Linked DNA regions of Homo sapiens: regions 1 and 2 are each linked to region 3. Evidence: chromatin contacts called from ENCODE Hi-C or POLR2A ChIA-PET data. All regions are on one chromosome and are shown on one strand. The core of a region is the stretch at or near the end of the contact, and the rest is flanking DNA. Distances in the headings are between cores, read along the strand shown.

The links. A loop is a pair of places that touch in the nucleus more often than their neighbours do. ChIA-PET counts read pairs that join two places held with the same protein, here RNA polymerase II (POLR2A). Pooled maps may share reads with other maps.
Region 1: a loop to region 3 is called in a map of chondrocyte, with 6 times the contacts of the local background. The contact joins the enhancer-like site here to the promoter of EIF4EBP3 in region 3. A Hi-C loop is called at or near these places in 1 of 168 maps with a recorded cell type or tissue (chondrocyte) and 5 of 50 pooled maps.
Region 2: a loop to region 3 is called in a pooled map, with 2.1 times the contacts of the local background. The contact joins the enhancer-like site here to the promoter of EIF4EBP3 in region 3. A Hi-C loop is called at or near these places in 2 of 50 pooled maps. POLR2A ChIA-PET finds 5 or more read pairs at or near these places in 3 of 52 experiments (MCF 10A, activated CD4-positive, alpha-beta T cell and activated naive CD4-positive, alpha-beta T cell).

Annotation. Positions count from the first base shown.
Region 1 is chr5:141,038,877-141,042,098 of GRCh38, reverse strand. No RefSeq gene overlaps it. Among named protein-coding and RNA genes, the nearest start is that of PCDHB1, 11 kb to the left of the region's middle. RefSeq lists enhancers at 80-1,483, 679-1,613. Within about 2 kb of position 1,483, at least 14 of the 41 ENCODE cell types and tissues checked have a DNase peak (open chromatin) inside an H3K27ac peak, as active enhancers do.
Region 2 is chr5:140,282,714-140,286,197 of GRCh38, reverse strand. The region is part of intron 2 of PFDN1 (prefoldin subunit 1); the gene reads left to right. Among named protein-coding and RNA genes, the nearest start is that of PFDN1, 19 kb to the left of the region's middle. Within about 2 kb of position 1,342, at least 4 of the 41 ENCODE cell types and tissues checked have a DNase peak (open chromatin) inside an H3K27ac peak, as active enhancers do.
Region 3 is chr5:140,546,108-140,549,680 of GRCh38, reverse strand. EIF4EBP3 (eukaryotic translation initiation factor 4E binding protein 3) reads right to left here and starts at 2,019. Exons shown (of 3, transcript NM_003732.3): 1 at 1,841-2,019; 2 at 605-775; 3 at 105-447. The coding sequence starts at 1,943. The coding sequence ends at 419. ANKHD1-EIF4EBP3 (ANKHD1-EIF4EBP3 readthrough) reads right to left here. Exons shown (of 36, transcript NM_020690.6): 35 at 605-775; 36 at 105-447. The coding sequence ends at 444. RefSeq lists enhancers at 949-1,656, 1,807-1,896, 1,657-2,363, 2,364-3,072.

The DNA.
Region 1 (3,222 bases), core at 234-2,733, 490 kb before region 3:
ACAACACTTGAACAAGGTATTTCCCCTATTTTTTCTTGCTATTTATCAAGATCTGTACTTACAAAGCAACTTAAGGTTTCCTCCTCTGAAGCTGGATGTATGTAATTCACAGTAACTTAATCATCACTGTGTAAAATAGTGTAAATAATATACACAGACTAAAAGTAATAAACATACCATAAATTTTCTGTATTTTTAGCACTCTGATAGTTTATGTATTAGGCTTGGAAAAAATAAAAAACAAGAGTTTTCATCCTAGAATTCCCACCACCTCTTACCAATTCCTAAATATAGTCACACTTTTCATCTTCCAGAAACTGAGATCAGAGTAGCACTCTCGGCTAAGCTTCCTGGAATATTTTTGGCTAACAACATAGTGCTTCCTTAGTATTTCTTTCAGTAAAATATACCCTGTGGAAGTTTTAGTAAATATTTCTAAATACCTATATATACAGATACTTTAAAAATACCTATTTGATTACAAGATGTGTTGGAAAAAATGCTTGGAGAAATTTAAACATATTCGTAAATTATTTTGAGTAGAAGCGAGAGATCACTCTGAAAATTCTAAATTTTTCCATTTCTCTTTAAAAATAGGCAGATCTCTCAAAAAAACCACTTCCTGACGCCCCAAATCTTCAATTTGTGTCTTTTAAGTTTTAAGTCTTAATCCAAAGAACCCTTTACACTTTATCAATAGCATTTTCCTCATCTGCCACCAGGTGGCAGGTGGATCCACTTTTCGGAACGCGACCCCGACCCCGCCCTACCGGAAGCTGTCATGTAAAGGAAATCTCTCTGGCCACGCCCAGAGTTCAGCACCATGGCCACGGACAGCGACACCGCCCAGTTCGGTCCCATGACTCGCTGCAGAGATTTTCACCACACAAAGGAAATGGCCAATCCCAACTGGTTCCAAGGGTCGCGTGACTGGCTAATTTACAATGCCAGAGGTGGAGGGGGGTAGGAACCCCTTGTTTTGGGATTTTTAGCCTGGAGGAGGAACAGACTGATATTAAATAATACACCATATTGCAAAATCCTGTGGTTGTTTTTCTCTCTCTACTCTCCAGAATCTCAGTGACTCGTAAATGCTGTCTTGCTGTACAGGGTAAAGGGGCTAGATTACCCAACCTCCGTGTGTTGGTTTATTCCGACAAAATGCGTAAGACAGCAAAGGCGGTACAAAAGTCAGTGTGCGTTATGGCGGCCAATACCTCGGCTTGCACAAAGCTGCCTGTCAGCTTTCCTAAGACACCAGCACTGGGACGGACTACATTTGCTTTTTCTCGATTTCCAATTAATTAATCTCGGAAACACAAACAGCAGCTGATTTTTTTGTTGTTGTTGTTCGCTTGAAATTACTATTTAAGGCAAAGACACTGGAGTGAAACACGAGTGTGTTCTAGAAGTAATGGTTTAGTTGTTATCTTCAGTTGCTTAGCGACTAATTAGACAAGAAGAGAACTTGTGGGTGGGGATTATTTGCGTTTTAGAACGGCAGAAACCAGGGGCAAATGAAAATGAGTTCAGGGGCTAGCGTTTAGAATCAATCTAATTAAATCTCAGTGCTGGGGAAGTAAGCAGCGCTAAAGAGGAACAGTAGGCAGTTAAGGTTCACAGGTGGGTTAAATTAAGCCGAGTTTTTGTTGTAATTTTTCCGTACCATATGGATTGCTTTCTCATTCCCCGTTGTTTTGGCGGCGACAAATTCGGATCTTTAACCAGCAGAGGGCGAGTCGACTGCATTTTTCAGCCCTCAGACACTCCCTCTTCCTCCCTTCTCTGCCCCTGGGAAATTAATTTACTAAGCTCTTCAAATACAGACGAAGCTGAGGAAGGTGTTGTGGAAGGCGAGCAGCGCGCAGGACTTGGCAGAGTGCCCGCCCTGTCAGCCTTGGATGTGTGGCTGCACCGCACTCCTGACGACACGGATCTCCTTGCTTGGGGCTGCAGAGGGGATTGCAGGGGTTGTTGCAGTAGGAAGCGGGGATGAAAAGCACCCCCATGCCCAGACGCCATAGATATTTAGGATCACTAGCTTCAGAGAACTGAGAGGGCCAGAGGTAGCCTAATAAAATGAATGTAAACCATGAAGTTGGAAAAGAGGAAAGAAACCGTTTACGTCTCAGGGCCAATACTCAGTGAGCTGGAACAATAACCAAAAGGGAGGGGCTCTGCTCTGGCTTTGCCTTTCTGGGAAGAAAAATTGGAGGATGAGGAGTAGGGAAAGGGAGAAGATGAGGGCAAAGACTAAAAGTTTGGCTGAGTCATCTTTAAAAGACAAGCAAAGCAAGCCAGCCCAAGGGAAGAGACAATGAAAGCAAGCCTGCCAGAATGCATTGCAGAGCAATAAAGCATGCTGTACAAAGTTAATTTATTGTTGGGCGGAGCCCTCCTCATTCTGGAGGGGCATACCACTTGCTCCAGAGGGATGATTTACTTTGTATTGTAAGACTTTGTAGAATCCCCCTGGCAGGCAGCCAGAACTCCCATTAATTCAGCATGTCCTTTCTCCTTCACATATTTATGTCTCAGAATTCGTCTAACTCGGTTTCAAACTAGTAAAATTAATTTTTTCTGGAGGCACTAAACTAAATTTTATGCAGTATTGCATTTTCTCTCCTTCAGTCATTAAATTTCTGTAGTGCTTGTGTTTAAAGGACACCATTTTATTAATAAATTCAATTCATAAGATAGTATTATATTCCCTTGGAGTTGGTATTGGAGAGGACAACAGTAAGATATCTTAAGATAGATCAACACTTTTCAGAATGCATGATTTGACTCACAGTTTCATGGCCAATTTTACAGATAAATTGCACTGTCATGGTGTTTTGCAGCACACCTGTGTTTCTGTAGCATTTCCCCTGTAAAAGAGCACTTGTAAATTTCCAGTGCATACACCCAAAATTTATTCATGTTGTTTCAAGATCCAAACAAGTGCCTAGTAGTATTGGCTAATATAATCTCCCCATAGAAACAAGAATTATCTTTTTAAAACCTAAGTACTAAGTCAGTGAGCAGGCACTTAATGAAAGAGAATATCCAAATAGCCAATAAGCATATGAAAAGGTTTACAACATCCTTAACTGTTAAAGAAATGGAAATTTAAGCCACAACTAAAAGCCTGTATCCATCCAAGAGCATGGCTAAATAAATAAATAATAAAAGCTGACATTTTCAAGCCTTGGAAAGGATGAAGCAACTCCAACTATCACA
Region 2 (3,484 bases), core at 93-2,592, 260 kb after region 3:
CTCAAGTGACCCACCCACCTCGGCCTCCTAAAGTGCAGGGATTGCAGGTGTGAACCACCACGCCTGGCTGACGTGCTAATTTTTTAAACTTGAGTTTTTACTTACTTACTAACTTACTATATTGACATCTTTACATGTCAATAAAAAAAATATTTTTTTTTAAATTTCGGTTTGGTTTTTTATTTAATTAGTCATTCTTTTTTAAAAAAATTTATTTATTTTTTAGACATGGGGCATTGCTATGTTGCCTGGGCTGGACTTGAACTCTTGGATTTAAGCAATCCTCACACCTCAGCTTTCTGAGTAGCTAGGACTACAGGTGCATGCCATTATGCCTGGCTGCCCCCTTGGTTTTATCTCCTGTTTTGTATCCTATTTCTGTGCCAGTGTGGATACTTAAGGTCTCCAGGATTCAGCATAAACTCTCAGGATGAAAGCCAATTTACTGCTGTCTTACATTCCTGAATTCCCAGTTTCACTTCACTTTGGACCTTTGTGGAATCCTTCCTTTTGTGTTAGTTCAACAAAATGTTAAAAAAAAATTTTTTTTTCCTTTGTTTCTAATCAGGAGTGTTCAGGGTATCTACTCTTCATTATGCCAATAACAGAAGTCTGTAACTCACTGAGCAGTCCACAATGTGGATGTGCCATAAAGTTTTAATCACTTCCTTACTAAGGAAGTGATTAAAGTAAGAAATAAATTCAATTTAAAAAAATTTTAAAAAAAGAAGTTCAATTTATTTCTACTTGCTTCCACGCTAAAAATTACGACGTAAAAATTCAGTAACTTTCCTCACCAGTGGAGTTAGGCAAAGAAGCAAGATAGGCTCATTCTTTTTTTTTTTTTTTTGAGATGGAGTCTCGCTCTGTTGCCCAGGCTGGAGTGCAGTGGCGCGATCTCGGCTCACTGCAAACTCCACCTCCCGGGTTCACGCCATTCTCCTGAAGATAGGCTCATTCTTATGTCTTTTCTATGCTGCTTAATTTGTGAATACCCTGAAACCTAAATGCTAATAGGATACGTTTTTAGACACCCTCTAAAAATTTCCCACCCAAAGTGAACTCGTCATAAGCATTTTGTTGTTTCTGAATAGCATATGTCTAGGTGACCATACTTTGGAAATTGTGTCCAAAATGCAGCAGTGCAAGTGATCTGGGATTGTGTTTTGGGCAGGTGAACAATGGTTTTGATTCATACTGAGTTATAAGAAAGTGGAAGTTGTACCAAACTGCAGGATGATTTAGAAAACGGAGTCTGATGTTTCTCAAATAATCAAAACCGAAAGTCTCAGAATTATGTTTTCAGATGGCATAATTACAAATAAATGAGGAAGTGAAATAGCAGGTTACAAGTCCTTGAGAGTGGACAGTGCAGAGGCACGTGGCACTGATTTCCAGGTCAAAGAAGAGGCCTTTTGCAAAGCATCAACTCGAATTCAGGTTATATAATCCTGAGTATTTTAAGCATGTTATCTGCATATTATTTGTCATGAGAGAATACTTTCCCTCTTCATGGTTTATTTTTCCTTATTGGTACATTTTGAACTCCAGAATTCTTTATTTACTATTTGGCTTTCCATAAACAATCAGGCAGAATGACTATGAGATTCTCTACATTGAGCAACTGTGTACATAATATTTGCTTATGATAAGACTTATATTATCATGATAAATCCTTTCTCTTCACATAGTATCTGATAATCCAATGCCCTTTTAAACAATAAGAAAGATGTTTTCCAAAGACTTTTTTTCAGAAATCAGATGTTTCTTGGAGCCTTTTCCAGTCTTCATACAATATATCTTTGCCATTTTTTAAATTGAGGACTAAACCAAACTTTCCATAAGTTTTTGTGTTTGAATTTTTACTGTGTAACTACTCTTTGAGGTAGACATTTGCATTTACCCAACATTCATCCTTGTTAAAACTTGCGTGGCTGAGATGTCCTTAGGTTTGTAGTAGTAAGTTGGCCAGCTTCGGTGGAATCTCTCTGGCCTTTGAAGTTGGCACAGTCCAGTATAGCTACCTCAAAGGATATGTGGTCATGGAAAAACGTGTTTTTGTTGTTGAGTGTTCTTGCTTTCTAGTAATTTTATTTTCTGCTCAAGAGATTTAGTATCTGTTCAGATACTTTATTTTTAAAGGCCACATAAGTAATGACTTGACCTCTAATCTTAGCTTTGAAATTTTCCCAGACACTAATAAAGATGATGTCTGATGACCTTTTATTTGAGAATAGTACTCATTGGCCAGCTATCAGTGCTACTTAAAAATGTATATTTTACTCAAAAAATTATTTCCATGGCTAAAAGACTTTCTCAGTAAAATCACACATGTCATGACATAATTTGGTGACTCTTGCACCTTGTTTTAGAATAGTTTTTACATAACATTACTGAGACTTAGTACTGTTCAAAACAACTCTTCTCTTCAAATACAAATATGAGTTAGTTCTGAGAAAAATATTCTGTAAACCATAATCTTATCTGAAATAGCACCCATCTCTTGGATCCAGTAAGAATATTTTAGACATGAAGGGTTCTATAGTAAAAGACCTGGAATTAATCCTTGTTTTGCATGAATGTGGGCTCTCTTTCCTGTAAATATACAGTAAGGTTTTACAAAGAATCAAGTTACTACTGAAGACTAAGATCATCAGTTGGGCTGGGCTGGGCGTGGTGGCTCATGCCTGTAATCCCAGCACTTTGGGAGGCCGAGGCGGGCAGATCACGAGGTCAGGAAATCGAGACCATCCTGGCTAACATGGTGAAACCCTGTCTCTACTAAAAAATAGAAAAAATTAGCCAGGCGTGGTGGTGGGCGCCTGTAGTCCCAGCTACTCGGGAGGCTGAGGCAGGAGAATGGCATGAACCCGGGAGGTGGAGCTTGCAGTGAGCCAAGATCATGCCACTGCACTCCAGCCTGGGCAACAGAGCGAGACTCCGTCTCAAAAAAAAAAATTATCTGGGCTGGCCGCATTAGGATATAAGCTTAATAATTAGTGGAGTAAAAGAAGTTCTTCAGATTTTATTAATATGTGTGGTAAGGCTTAGTTATGAAGAAGAGGGGACAAGGCAGTTTCCTTCCAGGTGTTGGGGCATAGCTAATTGCCCTTTTTGGTCTGTTTTTACTTGTCTTATATCTATAATAACGGACTCTCTTGATAAGAACCCACCTAGGCACAATGATGTTTTTGTGGGGTTGGCAGAGGAAACTGCATGTTGCTACCTTGATGTGTTTTCTCGTTTGACTTTTTGTTAAGAGATGATGTTTAGTTCTTTGTTGCTGAACTCTGTTAGTGCAAAGAGAAGAAAAATCTTGCTTAATTAATTGCAATATTAAATTGAAATATATTTTAGCTTCCTTAGACAGTCCTGAAAGAGATTTGCATAACTGGGGTCTTCCCTTGGTTCCAGTGGAGGGGAAATATTTCAGTTCACTTACTTGGGGCTATAAAAGTTTGTTCTTCCTTTCCCTGAAGCAAGA
Region 3 (3,573 bases), core at 770-3,269:
GGGAATGATCTGAGGCCTCTGAGCTTAACCAGGCCTGCCAGGGCCTTCAGCTGTGTGGCTGAGATGAGAAAATCAGCATTGAGGAGAACACTGGAGCCAAGGCATTTCTTTGAATGTTTACTAAGCAGTCAGAAGGTGACTTACTCCATTCCCCAGTTCCAGCCCCTGAGCATAGAGGGTTTAGGGTTAGGAGGAGTACCACAGACTGAAGAGGAAGTAGAGTTAAGGGCTTGGCAAGTTGCCCACTCCTATCCCTGGTCTAGCTGCCTCAGAACTAAAGGAGGCCTGGAACTAACAAGTCACTCCCTTCCAGATTAGATGAGGCCAGCTGGCCTTTGGATGCCCCAGGAAGAGGTGGTGGCAGCAGTGGCATGAGGGATCCCTCTGTAACTCCACATGCCAGGTCATCTGCACTGGATTAGATGTCCATTTCAAATTGTGCGTCATCTGGAGAGAGAAAAGGCAGGAAGACAGGTTGCTGGTCTGAGGATCTGCAGGCTCAGCATCAGTGCAGAAACCCCTCTTGGAACTGAACCCCCGCACTGTGTCACAGTGGCATTTGAACTCAAAGGCTGGGACAATTCTTAATTCCTGCTTTCCTTACCGGGTATCTCTTCCTCTGTCTCCTGCTCCTTCAGCTCCTCCAGCTTGGAGAGAGGGGCTGTTGGAGGAGTTGTGACCCCGGGAATCTGAGGGAGGCAGCAGGGGGGTGTCCGGGCAATGGGTGAGTTCTTGCACTCCAGCAGGAACTTTCGGTCGTAGATGATCCTGGTGCCTGTCAAGGGGTTGGGACTGAGGTAAGAGTCAGGAGCTTGGGTACCGAGGTGACTGGGGTCCCAGACTCAGGCCTTTTGGGGCCTGGAGGTGAGGGTGGTGTCAAATTTCCCTGTGTATCAAAGGACATCGGCTCTGAAGCCCAGCTAGGTTCTCAGCAGACAAGCCTTCATAGTGCTTAAAATCTTCCAGACCTAACCAAGATGTGGGTATAAAGCAAGGGGGGCATCCCAGCTGGTATAGGCAGGGGCTTTATGTTTGGGAGAGCTTCAGATCTTGGCTCTAAGAGGAACACCAAACTTTGAGTTCAGGTACTTCATGCTGCTCCTCTACCACTCTGAAACCTCTGCTTTGGTCTCACCAGTGAAGGTGAGACCTAGACTAACAGCCTCAGGTGGTTCAAGAAGTGAAATAGCAGTTGTGAAGGGTTCCACCCAGTGCTGTTACCTGGGCTATCTCCTGCAGGGAGGAGAAACGTACTGTTCTAATCCTGACCCCTCCCAGGTCCTATAAGGTTCACACTAGCTCAGAGGAACTTGGCCCGCATAATGTCCTCAAAGGGTCCTGCCCTGTTCCTCCCCTCCGCTTCCGCGTGGCAGGAATCCCTGGGTCGGGAGCCCAGCAGCTCGTGATCCCAGGCTGCTCGCCCAACCAAACAGACGCCAGCCAGCAGCACAAAAACGGAGCAACTGCCCCAACTGTTCTAACTACTCCACTTCTCAAGACCCGGTGCTTCCGGCTGAGGTCACGCTCAGTAGGGGGCCCTGGCCCCTATTCCTAGGAAGCAAAGTCGCGAGGGGTAAGGAGCGTGTGTAAGGCTCCAAGAACCCAGGCCACAGTGAAGGATTACAGCCCAAACACCCGGAAGCTAGGCTCATGGCCTTGTTGCATCACTTAGAAGTTTTTGGGAACTGAGCTTCCGCTCCAAACATTCTCCCCCAAAGCTACAACCTGTAGAGGGGCCTGCGGACAAGTCTTAGGTCTGTCCCTCCCCTACCCCCGCCCCGCAACAACACGCACGCGCTAATATGTCCGCAGCCTGCGGACCCCTGCCCGGCCCGCTGACCTCCGGGGGTAGTGGCGTATAGCGTGCCCCCCGGCGTGGTGCTGTAGCAGTCGGGCAGCTGGTCCCGGCCCCCGGGAATCGGGCAGCTAGTGGACGTTGACATAGCGAGCGGGAGGAGCAGCAAAGTAACCGCCTGGCGTTGAGGTCGAGGAGCGCAGCTCTGAGTCTGAGGCGGACTCAGCCGACCACGTGCAGCTGCTGGCAACAACACTAGAACAACGTCACGCCCAGGGCGGGCCACCGGCCGTCACTCAACCCGACGGTCCCGCCCTATCTGCTAGGAAGCCAGCCCGGTTCAGAGAAAGCTGGAAATGCGTCCAAAGTCCCAGGCCCCACACCAGCTTCCAGTTCCTGCTGGCCCAGCGCTGGCCAACCTGCCTGAGTGCTGCAGCAGCTCAGCTATTTACTGTTTATAGCCGGGAGCTGGGGGCAGGTGAAGTAGGGCAAGCGTTTTTATCCTGTATTAGTTCACCCATTCCTTGCCAACTTTTGGATAGTAAAGCACTATGATTAGCCAAAGTCACACATCTTGCAGGAAGGGAAGCTGGGATTCAAATCTGACTGCATCTGATTCCAGGACTGTGCCCTTAAGCCCAGCTGTGTACTGCCTCCCATAAACAGTAACAGTACAAGGCCGGGTGCGGTGGCTCACGGCCTGTAATCCCAGCACTTTGGGAGGCTAAGGCGGGTGGATAGCTTGAGCCCAGGAGTCTGAGACCAGCCTGGGCAACATGGTGAAACCTAGACTCTACTAAAAATACAAAAATTAGCCGGGTGCGGCAGCATGCGCCTGTAGACCCAGCTACTCGGGAAGCTGAGGTGGAAGGATAGGTTGAACCCAGGAGGCGGAGGTTGCAGTGAGCGGAGATTGCACCACTGCACTCCAGCCTGGGTGACACATGCCTTGATGGCCTGGAGCACAGCAGGAAGGGGAAGGTCAGTGAGGGCTGGTCATCTTTCTGAAGAAGTGGTACCTGGACTAATAAAAGGATGAGTCAAGTTTGGGGGCTACAGCTGAGGCATCACCAGTCAGAAGGCCTGCCCTTTGATCTCTTTGCCAGTTAACTAAGGAGGGGCAGGGGGCTAGTGAGGAGGGCTTGGTCTTTAGAAGGAAAGAAAGGTCAGAGAGTTTGGCCTTGGAGTTTTTTTTTTGTTTTTTTTTTTTATGTAGACACAGTGATATGACAGGCTGGAGCAAGGTGGTGGGATTGGTGAAGATGTATATATGCTGGAAATCTTGAATTCATCAGGCTGTCCTGTTTGGCTTCCTCAAAATCAATACTGCCTCCACTGTCCCTTCCCCTCACCAAAAATTAAGTATAGACCACCTGACTGCATCCATTTATCAATATTAACTCAGCTCTGGCTTCATCAGATTTCTCCTTAGGTCTGATTTCTTCACTCATTTAAAAAAAGATTGCTTCTCAAACTATTTATTTTCTGAGATAGGGTTTTGCTCTGCTGCCTAGGCTGGAATGCAGTGGTGTAATCTCAGCTCAATGCAAACTCTGCCTCCTGGGTTCAGGCCATCCTCCCACCTCAGCCTCCTGAGTAGCTGGGACCACAGGTGCCCACCACCACACCGGGCTAATTTTTGGATTTTTTATAGAGACAAGGTTTCACCATGTTGCCCAGGCTGGTCTCGAATTCCTGAGCTCAAGTAACCTATCTGCCTCGGCCTCCCAAAGTGCTGGTGTGAGCCACCACACCTGGCCAGCTTCTCAAACTTTAAT